Regions from separate parts of the Mus musculus genome. Here region 2 is linked to region 1. The links are chromatin loops, found by intact Hi-C in ENCODE. Cell type or tissue: heart. All regions are shown on one strand. Each heading gives the region's core, and the rest is flanking DNA. Links, peaks and the distances in the headings are about the cores only.

Evidence for each region. Peaks named below come from ENCODE experiments on the same cell type or tissue, not always from the same donor. Only the 100,000 strongest peaks of a DNase experiment are listed, where the experiment ranks them.
Region 2: it touches region 1 in a loop (4-fold over the local background); 3 of 42 quality-filtered maps call a loop at or near these places.

Annotation. Positions count from the first base shown.
Region 1 is chr17:26,007,950-26,010,851 of GRCm38, reverse strand. It overlaps Rab11fip3 (RAB11 family interacting protein 3 (class II)), which reads left to right. Exons shown (of 14, transcript NM_001162868.2): 6 at 1,962-1,997. Among named protein-coding and RNA genes, the nearest start is that of Capn15, 24 kb to the right of the region's middle. In heart, for the core only: a CTCF peak has its summit at 1,214 (motif pointing left); DNase peaks (open chromatin) are centred at 1,181 and 2,331; H3K4me3 peaks cover 18 bases; H3K27ac peaks cover 1,283 bases.
Region 2 is chr17:26,067,935-26,070,836 of GRCm38, reverse strand. Rab11fip3 (RAB11 family interacting protein 3 (class II)) reads left to right here and starts at 1,319. Exons shown (of 14, transcript NM_001162868.2): 1 at 1,319-2,902. The coding sequence starts at 1,660. In heart, for the core only: no CTCF peak of the experiment used is centred there; DNase peaks (open chromatin) are centred at 1,286, 2,166 and 2,596; H3K4me3 peaks cover 2,262 bases; H3K27ac peaks cover 1,885 bases.

The DNA of each region.
Region 1 (2,902 bases), core at 105-2,604:
AGGTCTGTGAGCGGCTGCCCCTTGCCTGCCCCGCCATTGCAGGACTGGATCTACACCTCCGTCCTGTTCCAGACCCTGTGCCATAACCCGTCGTGGTACCTGTGACTTAGCTTTTTCCCTGTGTTCTGTGCAGCATCACAAAGCTGGAGGCCTTTAACCAATATCCAGTGAAGTAGGATCTTGGCCAGTTGGGAAGGATCAGAGGGAGCCTGCTGGGGTCCTGGCCACGAATCCAGTAGTATCCTTTGAGGGCATGTTTTGGCAAGACTTGAAAATAAAAATCCGGTCTCTGGTGATTCCAGAAACCCGTCCAGTTCCCAGTATAGGGCACACAGGCTTTCCCCTGCCATGCATTCAGTGCTAGGAAGGAGCCAGCTGTGTTCTTCCTGCTGGTGAGCCATCCTGCTATTGATGAGTGAGTGGCTTTGAGTTACAGATATGTTGTAAAGGAAGATCCGTATGTTGCCTCAGTCACTGAAGACGTTTCCAGTGCTGAAAACCTGCCTGGAAGATGATGGTGATCATGCCAGTTAGGCCTCTTGGGGCAGTGTCAGACTAGTATGTGACTCAACATGACCAGTGGGACCTCTCCCGGGTAAAGGCTCTGCAGGTGTAGAGAGACTTTCCTGTTAGTTAGGACACAGATGATACTAGTACCTGAATACTAGCGAAAGAGCTGAGTCATGCCTCCTGGCCATCCTGGATTGCCTCGGGATAAACTTCATGACCTCACCATAGAACAGGGAGGGCCGCGAAGTGCTCTTGTAGCTACTGTGTTCTTTAGGTACCTGGGAGCATCAGTCAAAACAATCCATTTTATAGAAACCAAGCAGTCTGACTTACTCAGAGGTATATTTTGAAAATTGTAAACTGTTGCGGGATTTAGTGGTCCAGAGCCTGATAGTTACACAGAGCAATCTGCTCTAATTGTTCAAGGAGTGTCCGTGATTGTAAGACATCAGCACATTTGTACACTGCTAGTCAGGAGTCCAGTCAGGAGAGGGAGCCAAACAGTAGCTGCTCAGGAACTGCGCAGTGAGAGTGAATGCACAGGTGCCCACCCGTGCATTGTCAAGGATCCTGAGGAGCAGGAATAGCAAACAGCATCCAAGAGATCCAAATCCCACTACCACCCTTCCCTCAGCAGTCTACAGCCCTGTCGAAATGGCACAGCTCAGCCCTCTGTAGGCTACATGCTATCAGCATTGTCTCTCCAGTGCCCTCTAGTGGCACAATGTAGCATCACAAATGAAAATGGATCCCAGCAGTGTATGTCCCAGAGCCACCACAAAGGATGATTCTGAACCCAGCTGCAGTGATAAAGGGGTGGCTTGTGCAGCACGCACCGCTCCAGGTAGATTGCCTGCCTGGCCCTTGAAAGAAGAGGAAGCCGTGAGCTGAAACAGGTGGTTCTTGTGCCTGAACACACGGCCACAGCTTCAGAAGGGAGGCCATGCTCTGACTGGCTCAGAAGAGGCATGTTCAGCCTGTTCTTGCTGCCATAGGTGTTACTGCTCTGGGATGGTTTCAGGAAGGGGTTCTAAATCCCCGTCCTACAGATATTTGCAGTGTGAAGTTTCAGGACCCAGGTCAAAACGATTACACACTCTTCTGTCACAGGAGGGCCTGTGTGATAGCCAGTCAATTGAGATAATGGCTTCAGAAGTACTTGGGGACATGACAGTGGCCAATGGCTTAGAGCTAGGTGCAGTCAGCCGGTGGGTTTCAGCATTGGGCTTGGTTTCTTTTGAGGGCTCAGGCTGAGACTTGGTGAGGCCCTTTACAGAGGTGCTGTGCATGTCCTCTGCCTTGCCGAGTGGGTATTGTGTGCATGCGGCTTGCCGGGGGCAAGGGGCTGCATGCCTGGGCCCTGCTATCTCCCCAGCCCAAGCTTCCTGTTTCCTCCTGTCCTTCGGTCTGTTCCCTGACACTATTTTCCTGTTTGTTTGGTTTTTGCACAGCCCAGCCAAGCGGCTCTCCAGCAGGAAGGTGGCAAGGTAGGCAGAGCCTCGATCATTTGCTGAAAATCTTGTGAAATATACTTGTAATCATAGATTCTGAACAACATTTTAGAAAATACTCTCTTCCAGGTGTGGTTTGGGTTTTTTAAATCAAACTTTCAAGTGACATTTCATGGTTTGGGATAGAAAGCAATTGAGGGGAATGGTTGTGGAACAGATTTCTAGGGCTGGGGGTTTGGATCTGGACCTGGGGCTCATAGCAGCTTCTCCTGTTCCCTTGCCCTTACACACTCCCTGTAAGGGCTGGACTGGGCAGCAGTCTCCCTGTGTCTGCTGTTGGAGTCAGCCTCTTAGAACTGGCTCTGTGTGGCCTCCTGCCTAACTGTGATCTTGCCAGCCCAGTAGCTCACATGGAGAGGAGAGAGGGTAAGGAAAAGGTCTTGCTAGAGTCTTGGTTTTTGTTTTTTGGGGGAGGGTTTTTTTTTTTCTTTTGGTGTTTTGTGTGAGTTTTTTTGTTGTTGTTTTGTTTTGTTTGCTTTTGGGGACAGGGTTTCTCTGTGTAGCCCTGCCTGTCTTGGAACTCACTCTGTAGACCAGACTGGCCTGCAGCTCAAGAGATCCACCTGCCTCTGCCTCTCGAGTGCTCTGATTAAAGGTGTGTGCCACCACCTTGTAGCTAGCTCTTGCTAGTCTTAAAGGCCAGCTTTTGACTTTGGAGTTTGGCTGCTGTCATCTTCCTGCTATAGAAGGTGAGTTGTGCTTATGCCTGATAATCGGCTCCCGGCCACTCTTCACTGACATCCTTGTTCGGGGTCTGAGGCTCTGACACCCTTCTTAAGGCCCGGCTCAGGCAGTACTGTGTTTCCTTCTAAGACAAGTTGCTGCTGAGTCCGTGGTCACTACTGTCTTCTGAGTCTATCCAGTCTCCACTGGCCAGCCTT
Region 2 (2,902 bases), core at 165-2,664, 60 kb before region 1:
ACCTTTCATCTGCAGCCCCATTGCTTGGTCTGAGCCAGGAGGTGTGCATTCTCTACACACTGGTTCTATTTGGGCACACAAATGCTGGAAGTCATAAATATTTTTCTTAGTTTTGGCACACAACAGGAACACCTGGCTCCTCAGAAAACTGATCTTGACTGAGAACACCAAAGGACAGGTGGATACTTACCATGACACACTAAATAGAAAGGTTGGCACTCACTGGAACTGCATGTGAGAATGTTTGTCAGTCAAAGGGAATTTCCAGTCCTTGCATTAGATAGAGGGGACTTTATTCTTTCAATATATATATTCCTCACAAAAGCATTCAGTTCTTACAGGAAAATAGGACTACATTTTAGGGAGGGAGCACATCACCTTCCTTTTTCCCAGCTGCTGGAAGTCTCCTATAATATGCTGGGAGTTTTGCTTGGGGATGACTCAGTAGATTAGCTGGCTGTACACCTGGAAACGGAGTTCAGTTTTCAGCTTTTGCCAAAACTGCTTATGAAACCATACTTGTCCATGGTGCCCACGAGTGTACAATTGGTTCATAGTTTCCCCTGGCTAAATGGCTAAATTTAGTTCTTGACTAGATGCACCTCATTGCTTCCAACTGGCTTAGTCAACTGCTCCGCATCTCTGAGCACGACCCTTTGATGATGATAACGGCATTAGTTAGCAATAAAGAGATAAGCGCTGTTTATGTAATTTAAAAACATGTTCAGAGCAGGGTTGTTTGGGCCAGTCTACAATCCATGGCGGCAGGATTAGGAGTTAAAGGTAGCGTGGGCTGCACAAGTTCCTGTTTCAAAAAGATACCAAACAACATATCAAAGTAAAACAACATCTGTGCCTCTTTATTTTACTGTGCGCTCCTGTGGATGAATGTGTGAGCCCCTTAGATCCTGTCCTTGTGTGAGAGACTTTGGATAATTCCTTACCTGGTGGGGCAATTCGAGCGCTCCTTCGCTCCTACTTGCTGCCAATTAATATTCTGGTTTGTACCACCAGTTTGTGAAGGAGTCACACAGAAGGGACTAGCGGCTTCTTTTGGGATATGCGAATGTTTTGTTCCCGTTCAGCAATAGTTTTCCAAAACCTATTCTCGGGCGCCTCTTCCTGCGACAGAACACTTCACTCATCCCACTCGCGCAAATCGTACGGAAAACTCGAATTGGGCAGAGCACCGTCGCCCCTAAGCTGTGCCCTCTTCGAACTCACCTTTATAGCAATCCATGGGGGCGTGATCAGGTTACACGGCGTGCTGACGTCACGCGCGACGGAGGGCGGGCCGGCGCCGGCGCCGGCGTCCCTCACTGGGTTCCTAAGCTCAGGCGCTCTGGCTTCATCCTCCGCTGCCCGGCCGGTGCCTGTCTCCCACCGTCCACTCCCCGCCACTGGGTCCTTACATCATCCGGACTGTGCCGCTGCCATGGGCCCGCGCCAGCCGCGCTGCGGGGCCGGGAGCCGCTAAGGTGCGGTGCGAAGATGGGCGAGGGCGGAGCAGGGCCCGAGCGCCAGCCTCAGCAGTCCGGGCGCCCCGCGCGCGCCCGCCCGCGTCGCCGCGGGGATGCCCGCGCCCGCCGCCGCGCCCTGAGCGCCTTTGTCTGCCTTCCGCGCCTTTCGTATCATCCCTAGTTTAGCCGGCGCCGGATCATGGAGCTGTGCCAGCCGACCTCCCTGTCAGACCACGACCAGCCAGCGTCTGGGCCCCAGCGTGGGGTCATGGGGCTGGTGGGGCCCGACGCTCCTCGCGGCTGGTCAGAAGAGCCCGAGGAACACGCCCAGCTTCAACGGTGGCCAGAGGGACCCAACGCGCCAATCTGCTGGCCCGAGGAGGTAGAGGAGCCTCACGCTCCTAGTCGCTGGGCCAAAGAGCCCAATGCCCCTCGCTGCTCGTCCCAGGAGCCCGATGAATCCTGTCACTTGGCAGAGGAGCTGGAGGAATCCGACTCCCCTCGCTGCTGGCCCCAGGAGCCAGACACACCGTGCCACTTGGCCAAGGAGTTGGAGGAACCCGACGCCCCTCGCTGCCTGCCCCAGGAGCCCGACACACCGTGCTACTTGGCCAAAGAGCTAGAGGAACCCAACATCCCTCGGTGCTGGCCCCAGGAGCCCGACGTGCCGTGCCACTTGGCCAAGGAGCTAGAGGAACCCGACGCCCCTCGCTGCTGGCCCCAGGAACCAGACGCATTCTGTCACTTGCTCAAGGAGGTGGAGGAACCTGATGCCCTTCGCTGCTGGCTTCAAGGGCCAGACGCACCGTGCCACTTGGCCAAGGAACTGGAGGACCTCGACTCCCCTCGCTGCTGGCCCCAGGAGCCCGACGAATCCTGTCACTTGGCTAAGGAGCTGGAGGAACCAGACGCACCGTGCCACTTAGCCAAAGAGCTGGAGGAACCCGACGCCCCTCGCTGCTGGCCCCAGGAGCCCGACGTGCCCTGTCTCTTGGCCAAAAAGTGGGAGGAATCCGACGCACCGTGCCTCTTGACGGAGGAGCTGGAAGAGCCTGACGCCCTTCACTGCTGGCCCCAGGAGTCAGAGGCACCGTGTTTGTTGGCCAAGGAGCTAGAAGAGCCTGATGCCTCTCACAGCTGTCCTCAGGAGGCGGACACAGGGTGCCTCTCGGCCAAGGAGCCAGAGGAGCCTGATGTCTCTCACCTGTGGCAGGGGGTACCCGATGCACCGTGCCTCTTGGTCAAGGAACCAGAGGAGGCCGATGCACTTCACTGTTGTTGGCCCGAGGAATCCGAGGAGCCGGATGCTCTCAACCCACCGTGTTTCTGGGCCAATGAACCAGACGAGCCCGATCCATCACGATGTTGGTCAGAGGAGCCCCAGGTGCTGTGCCTCTGGCCGGAGGAGCAGAACACAAAGCGGTGCTGGCAGGAAGAGCCCG